Regions from separate parts of the Mus musculus genome. Here region 1 is linked to region 2. A link is a loop called in an ENCODE intact Hi-C map of the cell type or tissue named here. Cell type or tissue: heart. All regions are shown on one strand. Links, peaks and the distances in the headings refer to the core of each region. The heading gives the core; the rest is flanking DNA. Region 1 overlaps Adgrf5 (adhesion G protein-coupled receptor F5). Region 2 has its middle 28 kb from the start of Adgrf5.

Evidence for each region. Hi-C counts contacts between places; a loop is a spot of excess contacts. Peaks named below come from ENCODE experiments on the same cell type or tissue, not always from the same donor. Only the 100,000 strongest peaks of a DNase experiment are listed, where the experiment ranks them.
Region 1: it touches region 2 in a loop (2.1-fold over the local background); 2 of 42 quality-filtered maps call a loop at or near these places.

Annotation. Positions count from the first base shown.
Region 1 is chr17:43,431,941-43,438,457 of GRCm38, forward strand. It overlaps Adgrf5 (adhesion G protein-coupled receptor F5), which reads left to right. Exons shown (of 21, transcript NM_001081178.1): 11 at 5,576-5,746. Among named protein-coding and RNA genes, the nearest start is that of Gm25135, 19 kb to the right of the region's middle. In heart, for the core only: no CTCF peak of the experiment used is centred there; a DNase peak (open chromatin) is centred at 2,691.
Region 2 is chr17:43,357,712-43,364,228 of GRCm38, forward strand. It overlaps a transcript of Adgrf5 not described here. Among named protein-coding and RNA genes, the nearest start is that of Adgrf5, 28 kb to the right of the region's middle. In heart, for the core only: a CTCF peak has its summit at 2,638; a DNase peak (open chromatin) is centred at 2,700; H3K4me3 peaks cover 1,487 bases; H3K27ac peaks cover 1,574 bases.

The DNA of each region.
Region 1 (6,517 bases), core at 1,614-4,113, 75 kb after region 2:
TCTCCGGTGACCCCTTTGCTGACTTTCCTAAGTCTAGCAAGGTTGAGCAGCAGCCTGCAGAACAATAGATTTCCGGTATAGTTTGTTACCCTCCAGTCCTGCACCAAACGCTGGCCCCCAAAGCAGCTCCATGGAGTGCTAAGCCCTTCTGTGAGGATTGTTGGTTTAGGTTCACACCCTGACAGCCTCACTTCACACCACAGCCCTGATTTCTGTTAACCTCCCAGTTGTCTTTGAAGACTTAGAATAACATCCTCTTCTCTGAAGTCTTTCTCAGTCACCCGTCTGAGATGACCCTCCCTTTAGCCTGCACACTGTATTGAATTTTCTTTGATGGGACCCATCACCAACATATTCCTAGGTTCTGTCTTTCTCTATACACATCTCTCTTCGTATGGTTCACTGGATTGTCCATTGGGTAAAAAGGCCAGACTTTAATCATGAGGTACACTGGGCATTGGTGGCACACGCCTTTAATCCCAGCACTTGGGAGGCAGAGGCAGGCAGGTTTCTTAGTCTGAGGGCAGCATGGTCTACAGAGTAAGTTCCAGGACAGACAGGGCTACACAGAGAAACCCTGTCTCAAAAACAAAAACAAGCAAACAAACAAAAAGCATGAGGCACATTCAACAGGAAGAGGCATCCAGGGCCAGGGCTGCAGGATGAGTTGAAGGCCACAAGCGGTTCGGGTTTTGAGAAAAATGAAGAATCAAATTCAGAGGAGAATAATAGATTAGAACATATTATTGTGTGAGAAATGTTGCTGTCGTCTAGAGGTCTGCATCAGGTTCCTTTCATCTGGCATTCAAAAAATTTAAAGACACACACCACACACACACACACACACACACACACACACACACACACACACACACACCAAGTGCAATGGGTAGAAACGGGAGAAATCTCAGGTATGGCAGACAGAAGAAAGGCTTTTCTGAGGGCTGAGCACACACACACACACACACACACACACACACACACACACACACACACACACTCAGAAAGGCCAATCAAGAGAAAGTGAGAGAAAGACCTCCTGCAAAGCAAAGCAGCATCTCAGGAACCAAAAAACCCAGGAGGTCTCTCCTCATTGGCTGGAGGTTCTCAAGGTCTTTTCTCAAGGTTCCTTCCCCAATTTAGAGCTGGTCAGTTTGAACCAAGACAGTTTTAGGTTTCAACCCTGAGAGGGACCTGGGTTTCAGCACCAAGAAATAGCTTTTCTCGGCTCACATGCTAAGCAAATTCAAGCCAAATTAAAAGTATAAAAGCATAAAAGCAGGTTTATTTGGGAACAGCTCTCAGGTGGGTTCACCTGTCTCAGGAGACAAGGCTAGAGAAATCGACATGAACAGGGAGACAGAGAGAGAAGGCAGAGGAGGGAGGGAGGGAGCGAGCGAGGGAGGGAGGGAGAGAGAGAGGGAAGGAAGGAGCCTGACTGTGTGCAGAGACTAGAAAGGAGGAGCACACAGAGAGAAAGACCTGGAGTGGTGGCCAGGTCCCTTTGTCCACAGCACACACCTAGTGCACCTGGCGCACCTGACTGTGGCAGGTGATGACATAAGCTGTTGCTAGGTCCCTGAGAGTAGGGGGTGAAAGTGCCTGTATATTAACAGGGTTAGGATTCGAGTCCTGGGTTTGAAACCTAACAGATAGGGAGTCTGATAGGCCTACAACATTGACATCAGCATGTCCTGCTGATGGATAGGGGTGGGGAAGGGGGAGTACCAGTGGGAGGAGAAAGCTCATGTAGTCTTTGTTTTGAGATACCAGACTTAGGTCTCAGGTCAGGAGGGTGAGGAATAAGCTGGAAGTTTGCCATCTTCAGTATCTGTTTTCAGGTCCTCTCTCTATGTGTCTGCCTCTCAGGGATATGTCTAACCTGTGGTCCTTCAGTGGCACACATTGTGTTAAGAGCATTTGACTTTACTCGGTACCCACAGTAAGCATTTAAAGGTGAAAGGAAATTAGATGCTCAGAGCTCAAGTTAGAAACCTAAACTTTCACTGGACATCATGATCGACTACTTGTACTTGAAGCCCAGGAAGCTGAGGCAGGAGAATCACAAATTAAAGGCCAGACTAGATTACACATGTAATGGTTTGTATATCCTTGGACCAGGGAGTGGCACCATCTGGAGGTGTGGCCTTGTTGGAATAGGTGTGACCTGGTTGGAATGGGTGTGTCACTGTGGGTGTGGGCATAAGATCCTCACCTTAGTTGCCTGGAAGTCAGTCTTCCACTAGCAGCCTTTGGATTAAGACATAGAACTCTCAGCTCTGCCTGTGCCATGCCTGCCTGGATACTGCCATGCTCTCACCTTGATAATAATGGACTGAACCTCTGAACCTGTAGGCCAGCCCCAAGTAAATATTGTTTTTTATAAGACTTGCTTTGGTCATGGTATCTGTTCACAGCAGTAAAACACTAACCAAAACAACACAGCACTTTCAAAGCAAGCTTGGGCTATAGAGTGAGACCCTGTCTCAAAACCCAAACCAAGTCAACCACAAAAAGAAAATGAAACTTCCAGGTGGCACAGTGAGTAAGTTGAAGAGAGAATTAATTCTGAATTGAAGCCCAGATGTAATCAGTTGCAAAGTTCAGACAACAAACAGCGGGGCCCGGGGGGCAGGGGTGGTGGGTAGGGAGTGACCTTTCACTGCTGGAGATGGCCATGTTTCAGGAGTGTAAGCTCAGACAGGGTTTTCATAAGCGAGTGGAAGCACAATGTGAGGAAGTTCGGGTAATTAAAGCGGCTTTAAGTGTTTTAATTTGGGTTCCTGCCAATAGCACTGGCAGGAAACCCTGGATGTGCGAATTCTGTCTGGGGAAAAATAAAGAAATCGCACGTGTTGAGTTTGAGGTACCAGAGATGTCAAATCAACATTGGGAATTTGCCTTCAGAGTTTCCAACCAGATCATTCCTCTTAGAGTAGTGAGGGAAGTCATCCAATCTCAGTTCATAGCAGGAGCCTCGGGGTGGGGTGGGGGGCTGATGTTGCCAAGGGAGTGAAGCAAAGAGGAGCAACAGTGGAATAGGATGGGGTGGAGGGGTGTGGCTGGGGATAACACCAGGAGCAACATAGGCATTTAAGAAGGATGCTCAGGAGAGGGCCCTTGAAAGGAAGCCCAGGAAGATGAAAACAGGAAAAACAAGGAAGGCCCCAAGGGAGGCTCACACAGCTACTGCTGAAAGAAGATGGCTGGCAGTGGAGGCAACATGAGGAGAAGCCCAAGATGGAGGAAAGAGAAGGTGCCGTTAGCCGTAAGGAAACACTTTTGACAAAAGTAGAGGGTGACAAAGGCCAGTTTCAAAGATCTAATGACAAGACAGGAATGGGAAGCCCTCAGGTATCAAATGCAGAAGCATCATGAGAGGGGGTGGGGCTAGAGCAGCTTTCATGTAAGCAGACTAAGATTTGACCTGCAGAGAGAGGCAACGTTCTCCCCATCTACAGTGTGTCAAACCTGTAGGATCCTTAGTGCAGGTGTGGCTTTCTCATAAGAGCTAGGTTCAAGAAAGGATGAACGGAGGGCAGGCCTTAGAGAGTTAGAAGTGATTTTGTCAAAGAGAAAAAGAGTGGAGATGAGTGGAGTGACCTGAATAGACACTTAGGGAGGAAGGCTGCTTGGACTCCCTACTTTCCTGTGGTTGTGATCAAATACCCTGACTGAAGGACAAACTAGAGAACCAGGGTTGATTTTGGCTTTCAGTCCCAGAGCAGACACAGTCCACCATGAAGGAGAAGGCCTGGCAGTCAGCAAGCAGAGTGATAATGTCTCATCCACACACAGGGATCTGAGAGAATGGGAAGTGGACCAGGCTATGAAAACGTAAAGCCCACCTCACAGTGATGTGCTTCCTTTAGCAAATTCCCACACCCTAAAGGTTTTGTTACCTTCCCAAAGAGCAATGTGAACTGGGGACTAAGTGTTGAAACACGTGAGCCTACGAGGGACATTTCTCATTCAAACCACAGCACTGGTCATATGATACTCAAACCAATAAAGGCATGCACCTGCCTTAGTTAGAGTCACTACTGCTATGATAAAACACCATGACCAAAAGCAACGTGAGGAAGAAAGGGCATATTTCACTCATGCTTCCATAGAGTATCATCATCAAAGCATAACAGTTCCACATCAAAAGGAGTGAGAGCAGGAACATATGTAGGGCAGGAACCTGAAGACAGCAGCTGATGCAGAGGCCATGGACAGTGCTGCTTACTGGCTTGCTCCTCATGGCTTGTTCGGCATGCTTTCCAAAGAACACAAGACCATAAGCCCAGGGATGGTACCACCCACAATGGGCTGGGTGCTCCCGCTTTGATCATTAATTGAGAAGATGCTTTAAACTGTGGTCTTATGGAGGCATTTTCTCAATTGAGTTTCCCTCTTCTCTGACGACTCCACCTTGTGTCCAGTTGTGATAAACCAGCCAGGAAAGCATTGTTGATCAGCTAGCATTGAAGGAGTGCGTTTATTTTGACACGAATCCACCACTTTCACTTTGGGATGGCATGAGTGCTGCAAGAACATCTGACAGCCACAGTAGCAGGTGAAGTTGGGTGGAGAAGAAAATGGAGACCAGAGAAGGAAAAGAAATCACACACAGGGTTATTTGAGAACCCTGGGCATGAAATAAAGACGGCTTGGAGGGTGGGATGTTTCTGAGAATGGAAGCAGTGATTCGGGAATTATAAAGTTGTGAGCAACTGAAAAAGCACGGAGCTGAAGGTTCCACTGAAAAACGTGCTACTAATTTAGAGTGAGACAACCATATTTTTGAGGTTTTTTCTTTTGCTATATATTCTAATGCTAAATGTTGGCCCCCAAGGCCTGGTTGCCCCCAGGGATATAGAATTTGCATGTAGACTCAAGTGATGCTATGTAACCAACACCTCTCCACCAAGTTATCTGATTGGTGAATAAAGATGCCTACAGCCTATTAGCTAGGCAGAAGAGAGATAGGCAGAGATGGGGGAGGTTGGTCCCTGGGCTTGGGGTCAGAGGCAAGAGACCATGAGGAAGAGGGAGCAGAAGGAAAGAGGAAGATGCCATGGGATAAGAGATGGTAAGAGTTGTCCAATGGGGACTGGCCAATCAGAGTAAGAGAGGCCCACTCAGAACACGGTGTCCTGCCTGCAGGGAATGCTAGTGCAATGGTGCCATAAAACTTGTGGGAGTGACCAACCACGTCTGATTTAATGGAAGGCCCTCTTTGTAAGATGAAACACATCCCTGATGCTACTTGGGTGATCAAGTACCTGAGAACCTAGGGCAACACCAAATACAGTTCTACTAAAAGAACATAGCAATAAAAGTGACTCTTAATGACACTTGATTATACCCACAGCTCACAAGTCATAATTCGGGGTTATTGATAGGGAGGTAAAAACCTAATAGCTAAGAGGGTAGATACCTGCCAAGTTCTAGGGCTGATTAAGGCTTTTTATATATATAAACTTTATGTGTCTTTTTTTTTCTGGAAACTGAGTGATCAAAGGTGTTTGAGATTAAATATATACATACTACAACACATGTTGTTGAAAATGTGTTTATATCATTGCAGGGAACCCAGAATCAGACCTAGAGTCTAGCTGCAGCACTTACACGCTCAAGGCAGATGGAACCCAGTGTCCCAGTGGGTCTTCTGGAACAACAGTCATCTACACATGCGAGTTCGTCAGTGCCTATGGAGCCAGAGGCAGTAAGAACATAGCTGTGACCTTCACCTCTGTAGGTAAGAACTCTTGCCATAGACTCTTTAGACAGACGTATGTTATACTTGCCAGTCGATTGGAATCCTCATCTCAGTGGGCAGAATGAAGCCGAGCTTTCCCCGGGAGTGGGATGTCAGTCAGATGTCCCTCTATGCCATTTCAATGCAGATGGAATCATTTTAAATTGGGTTGGGTCGGAAAGACTGGGAAGAAACTAACCATGTTGTTCAGCTAAAGGAAGCAGTTGGGCTTAGAAAGTTGTATAGGACCAGGCTAGTTCCGTTGTCATTGAACCCATATGACTGCAAACCTCCTTCCTCCACAATTTGGTTTCCCCTCCTTAAATCCCAACGGCCTCAGTTACTTCCCCACTACCAGCCCTCCCCCTATCCCCAGCCCCGCCTCTGGTTCCATGTTTCAATCTCTCCATTCGAGAAATAGCCCCACATAAAGCTAGGACAACCTGATCACTTGGTCTTATGGTTGAATAAAAAGGTTTGTTTTCAGTTTTTCAGTTTCTGAAAGGGCCATTTCTTATATCATCTACACACAGGAACCAGAGAGAGGGGGCGGGACAGGAAGTGTGCTTAGGCTGTTAAACCTTAAATCCTATCCACAGCGATATACTGTGTTCAGCAAGTTCTACATTTTAAAGGTTTTGGAACTTTCATAGAATATCACCAACTGGGTTCTAAGTGTTTAAACATGAGCCGAAGGGGGCATTTCTCATTCAATCTACAACGCTGGTCCTATGCTGATCAAAATAATAAAGGCGTCATTAAATCAAATGG
Region 2 (6,517 bases), core at 1,305-3,804:
TTATATATATGCACATTTATGGGGCTAGAGAGACGGCTCAGCATTCAAAGGACTTGCTACTCCTCTAGAGAACCCAAGTTCAGGTCTTAGCATTCACACTGGCTGGCTTGCAACAGCTTGTAGTACCAGCTCCAGGGGATCCGACCCTCTTCTGGCTTCTGCACCAAGGTTCCCAACATATGCACACCAGACACACACACACACACACACACACACACACACACACACACACACACACACACACACAGAGAGAGAGAGAGAGAGAGAGAGAGAGAGAGAGAGAGAGAGAGAGACCTTTAAAATTGTCCAATTCTGAGCATAAAACCGGCTACTCAGAGAGCACACACGTTGATTGCCTCTGCACATGCCGGCGCCGCTTGTACTTTAATCAGGCAGCCTCCTGTGGAGCTTCTCAGCCCAGAACAGCCTTTGTAAACAGACAATTGGAGCGCTTGATTCTGGAGAGCCATGGGAAGGAACCCAAATACATACTTAGAAATTCCAGGGGTGACTGTCGTGATGTGTTCTAAACCATAAAATGACAAACAGTCATGTGGCTTTAATAATGCCTCCAAGTCCAAGAAAAATGCAGGGACTAATTCTTTGCTGCAATGGCACCCACGGTGGCTTGTTCCAGCACCTCCCTCTGCCTGCTGGAGAGAGGAAAGATGGTGTCCAGCTGGAAGAGGACGCACAAAGAGCCTGCCCTGACTCTGCCCCTGGGAAATACTGGCCTGTGACAGTCCCTGACTTCCTGTCTCCTGTCTTGATGTTTTCTAACCTTTTCCCACCCCACACTTCTTCCTACCATCACCATCTCCATCCTGCTGCCCTTCCTTATTCGTCCCTCCCCCAGCCCCCCAGATCTCCCGTTGGCCATTTCTCCCTCCCCCCACCCCCTTATCTCTTGATGCTTGCCTTCACCCTTACTAACTTTAATCCTTTCCTTCCAAGCACATATAGAAAGGCTTCCTGGCTTTGTGGGGGAGAAAGTCAGAGTTCTCTAGGGAACAATACCAGGGCCCAAGGTATCAGAGTCTGCTCTGGGAGCTGTGAGAGGTGAAGGACTCTGGAGAGGGAAATCCGCATTCTGCATAGAGTAATTTCCATAAGGGAAGAGAGGTCAGGAAGGAGGGAATAGAGGGAGGATTAAACAGGACACACAGAAGGGAGACCCGAGGTAAAGCGGGAGACATTGGTCTACGTCATGATGAAGTATTTGGCTGCTTTTCTTAAGGTAGTACAAAATTTTAATAAACGTTATGGAGACCATTTCCTCCGTCTCTCCAGAGAAACTTGGGCTCTCTAGAGGAGCAGCAACACTTTGAACTGTGGATCCATCTCTCTAACCTCATATGCATAGATCTAAAGCAAAGCAGAGGTAATAATTAAATGAATTATTTACACAACAACATGGAGGGTGATTTTCTTGGTAGCCTCGAGGAGACTGGGCTAGAGGAAGCCAACATTAGCAAGGAGTTGACTGGTGTGACTTTAACTGCCATTCTGTATCTCTTCACACTCAGGGTTGAGCATTTCTGTCCAGGTACCAGCTTCTGATATACCTCACATCACAAACAAATGAGGGGGAGTCTAAGCTTCTTGATGCCTGTTGAGGTCAATTCACTTAGAATTGCCAATGTCTTTCTATAACTGGGACCAGCCTGATGGGTGACTCTGTACTTATACTAAGCCCTGGGCTTACAAAGGCTGCCCTCTCTGTTCATAGCTGAATGCTCAAGGGCAGCCACCTTGAATTTTTTACACTTTTGAGTGCGTGTCTTTCCTTTTCAGCTATCAGTGAGCTTTCCATGTATTATAGAGCAATGGTTCTCGACCTCTCTAATGCTATGACCCTCATGTTGTGGTGACCCCTATCCATAAAATTTATATTTTTTATAAAATTTTTAACTATAATATTTTCATTGTTAATTCATCACTGAAATTTTGCTACTGTTATGAATTGCAATGTAAACATCTGATATACAGGACATATATAGACACCTGTGAAAAAGTTGTTTGACTCCCAAAGGATTCAAAACCTAGGCAGAGGCTGAGAACCACTAATGTAGAGGATCCTGCTTGCAGCAATCTATGGATCATAGATCATCAATAATTCTGCAAGCCTTGGAACAAAATTGATTAATAAATATAGGAGATTTTTTCCCCCAAGATTAATAACCAATATCACGAACCTTTCCAAAAACAGCAGCAGTTTGGGTCTCTGCCTGATGGCAGGCAACTACTCTTTCTGAGCCTGTTCTGACCTGTTTTTCACTGGCTGCTCTGTTGCCTGATGTCTGGGCCAGGGCCAGAAGTAAGGGGAAGAGGACGAAGGCACCCTTGACTTTTGCAGAGTTAAACACTTGGAGAAATTTCAGGAAGAAAGTACTTTGTTAAAGATAAAGGTAGCGGCTGTGAGTTCTCTGCCTGTTGCCCGTCTCTCCTTAGTTTCATGGTTCTTAGCATGTTTATCCTCTCCTCTTTCAGTGGCCAAAGGACAAGTTTAAATTTCTGAGTCCCTCTGGGAAGCCTGCGAGAGGCAAGAGGCACCAAATACAGGAAATCGTGTGGAGAGGATTTCTCATTTATTACAGTCCCCAGATTGCTTCCCTTCCCCAGCCTCCGCCTCCACCTCCAGCCACACGGTGCCTCCCAGTTTCTTCCTGCACTGAGGAACAGCCCACAGTTCACCTCTGGCCCGGAGGTCTGGAAGCCCAGTGTGAGCCCGGGAGTCTCTAAAGTCTGATCTACCGAAACGCTACCCTCCTCGGGTTGCCTGAATGAATGGGACACCTTTAAGTTTCGCCTCACCTCAGAGGTCTGCGGGGAGATCGTCCACATAGAAGCAAATCTGAGGAGGCTGCCCACTGCTGAAGAGAAAGGTAGGTGCTCTTGTGGTCTTTTGTCTCCTTGGACGTAAGCCAAACTCCTCTAAGGCAGAGGGATGGGTGTCGGCTGCCTCTACTCAACTTCTGTGCCTTGTAGAGATCCGCTTGTTTACAAGGTTGTGTGGGCAAATAGTGGCAGGCAGAGGGTATTATTGATTGTTTTGAGTTTGTTTGCCTTTGGCTAGAGGATAGCAACCCATATAAGTGCATGAAGCACAAGGTCTGATTCTTGTTTTCTTTGGAGGAACCTCTCGTTAGAGGTTATGTGTTTTGGCTTCTGTGTGATGAAGGGGGAAATATTTGTGGGCTGACTTGTCCTTTTGTCTTTTCCCTACTGTGCAAACCTCGACCATAATTGTTTTAATCCACTTTCAAGTTTTGGAGTGAGAAATATACCAAGGTGGATAGAGAATATGGTAGCGGCAATACAGGCGTTTCTTATTTACATGCCCGTGCATTATAAATGAAAACCAAACCCCCAAACAGAAATGTTGTTCAGGGATCTGGTGGACATCCGTGTTGTTTTCTAGATCTTCCTTGCTCTTTCTGAGATTTCCTGAAATACACACCCAATGATAGCAAGAAAGCCTGGCTTTACCCACTTGGTACGGAGATCCTCTGCGGGCATGACAAGGCTCCTTTACCTGGACGCTTTAGCTGGATGTTAGTGGGCTTTAAGATGGTGCAGCTGAGACCCAGAGATAGTCGAGGCAGATTCAATTCCCAAAGTTCTGATTGGGTGGGGTGTGCTTAAGCTTTACCGTTTCACGTTGCCCTTATAACCAGCCGTTCTCTGAGGGGAAGTACTTGGACTGACTTCAAAGACTACCAGCCAACTTACTGAACTCTTTCGCTAGCTTCTCTTATTGATTGATTGGCTGGTTGATTGATGGGTCATTGTGAACTTAGCTTTGGTATTGTCTTTCTCCATTCATTCCCTGTTACATCCTGCTACAGAGTCTTGGGAAAAGGCCATTGTGATTGTGGAGTTCTCCTGAACTATATCAAATGTATAAACCCTACTGCTTGTATTGCCGCCACCCTAAGGGGCACCGGGGACCATTTGTATCAGGCATCACTTAAGGGCTCCTTAGAAGTGCAGACTCCTTCCAAGCCCAATCTCTTTGCCAGACTTACTGAGTCTGTGTATCATCCAGGTTGGGATACGTTCTTGCAGGGTCCTGCCTTGGGGAGGGCAGATGACCCCAGTTCTACTTCATAATATTCTGCCAGCCTCACCTCTCACGACCTGGCTCTAAACTGTACTTCGTGCCACTCCCCTTATCACCTGATCTCTCTGCTGCCCACCTATGTCTGGCTGTGCTGCTCTCTCTGCCTGGGTACTCCCATTCAGTTTCTCCCTAGTTACCCATTACAGCCTTAGTTTTACTCTTATGCCCCCACATTCAGTCTACCCCTCACTAAGCACCCTGGGTCTCTGATTTTATGGCATATGAAGTACCTGTTGCTATGGGATTTTCTCATCTGTTACTAGATGCTGGTGGTTTTTTTCTTTTTTTTCTTTTCTTTTCTTTTTTTTTTTTTTTTAATCCGTAGCATTCGGCATGTCTGGAATATTGTTCGTATTCAATCAGTATTATCTAATTGAAGGAAGAAAGGAAGGAAGGAAGGAAGGAAGGAACAAATGAATGTGTGTACCAGCCAAATAATTTGAATTAATGACTAGAATGAGATGCGTAGTTAAAGTTTTCCGGGAAGATTTTTTCCCCTACTCTTTTGATCAGAGTCTTCATAGATTCAGCTATTTGCAGAGCATTTTGAGGATGCTCTAACGTGCGCCGTGCGTTTTTAATAGTCTTCACATGTCCCTGGATAGATAACCCCTCTCATCAGTTACTTCCTAATCCCTGCTCTCTGCTCTTTGCCACACTAAGTCAGAGACTTGCTTTTTCAGCAGTGTGAACACCTTCCCCCCCTATCAGGCAGCTAGCTGGCTGTGTGCTAGGAATGCGATGACAGACATAACAATGCGAGCTTTGGCAGAGGACCTTTCTCCTCTCTCCTACACTTCCCTGGAAGAGGGCGGCGCGGGTGAGGTTGACAAAGAGCTCTGATGGCTAACAAATATTAACACATGCAAATGAGGGCATCGGGAGCTTTGATACAGTGTGTTCGGGCAGAAAGACTTGTACCAAATTCTGGGGTCTCTGGTTATAACACCTGCACCTGTGCCTGCCTCCCCGGGGGACTTTGGGTCTATAACCTTTCATGAAGCCTTGATTTTATGCAGTGGTGAACAGGAGCCTCTGTTCTCACATTGGCCCGTGTTTGTTTTTCCAGAGTCTTATGTATCCCAGGCTAGCCTTGAACTATGTTCTCAAGAACTATGATCTTGAACTTTTGGTGCCTCTGCTTTCACCTCCAAGCCTTGGACTTCCAGGCTTGCCCTTATCCTGCCCCGTTTATGCTGTACCAGGGATGGAACCCAGGGCGTATGCATGCTAAGAGGGCAAGCCAGCTACCCACTGAGCTGTATCCCTATCCCTCACCTCTCTTGGCAATGAGCTGCAGTTTTCTAGGCAAAGTCACCAAAACATCCTAAGGGAATCTGCCTTTAACTCCGGCCATAGACTTGCCTATTGTCCTTTGTACCTTACTTAGGGCATGTGCATAGCAACAGCTCCAACGGAGCTGCAAGGAAAACAATCCTTTCTACGCGCGCCCAGATCAACCACTAGGCTTAGAGGGCACAAGCTGCTCAGGCCTTCTCAAGTCACTTCTTCCCCTGTCTTTGAACCCTCTTTTTCTTGTCCCTCTGCACATGAAGTTTCCAAATACACACTTCCTGGACATCCAGATTTTCCTCTTCCTTCCTGACTCGCAGGCTTCTTCATCTCTCACTTACTGTCCCTTTCCACAGCAGCCCTTCAGCTCATCTCTTAACCACACAGATTTGCACTCAGGTCTATTAGTAATAAGCAACAGTGGTAGCCAGCAAAAGGATGTTAACCTGCATGGGAGGTTTCTGATGGATGGCCATACATAGATTATGGCTGAAACCTCAGTGTATATGATACAATCTTCCCTCATTGGCTGAAACCTCAGTGTTTATGATATACTGATTCCCCATCCCCTTCCTCCCCTTCTTCTCCCTTTCTTTCCCTCGTTCTTCTCATATTCTTCTACCACCCTTTTAGGAGACAGGGATGCTTGCTGCCCAGGCTGGCTTCCATCTTACTCTTTAGATGAGCAGGGAGTAACTGTTAACTCTTTGTCCTCCTGCCTCTCTCTAAGTGCTGAGATTCCTAGGGAGCAACACCTCACCTACCTCAACATTTCCCTTTGAATCAGAGCCTGCTGTGGGGGGTAAAAAGAGGCCAAGGTAGTTTTCAATTCCTTTTTTGTTATGTCTATCGATAGGTGATTGTCCGTGCCTTGCTAAATCTTGATTTCGTTTCTGAAAATATGTTCCAACACACAAGGTGAAAAGAAGATTACATATGTAACAAGTTGCTTGACTGACCTATGCCAGCAGAGCTGGGGAGATGGATCAGTGGGTAAAATGCTTGCCACTCAGACTGGAGAGCCTATGTTTGCATCTCTATCACATACATAAAAGGAAGGTGTGGCAGGAATCTTGGTCGTGGAGGGAGTGGGGATGTCGG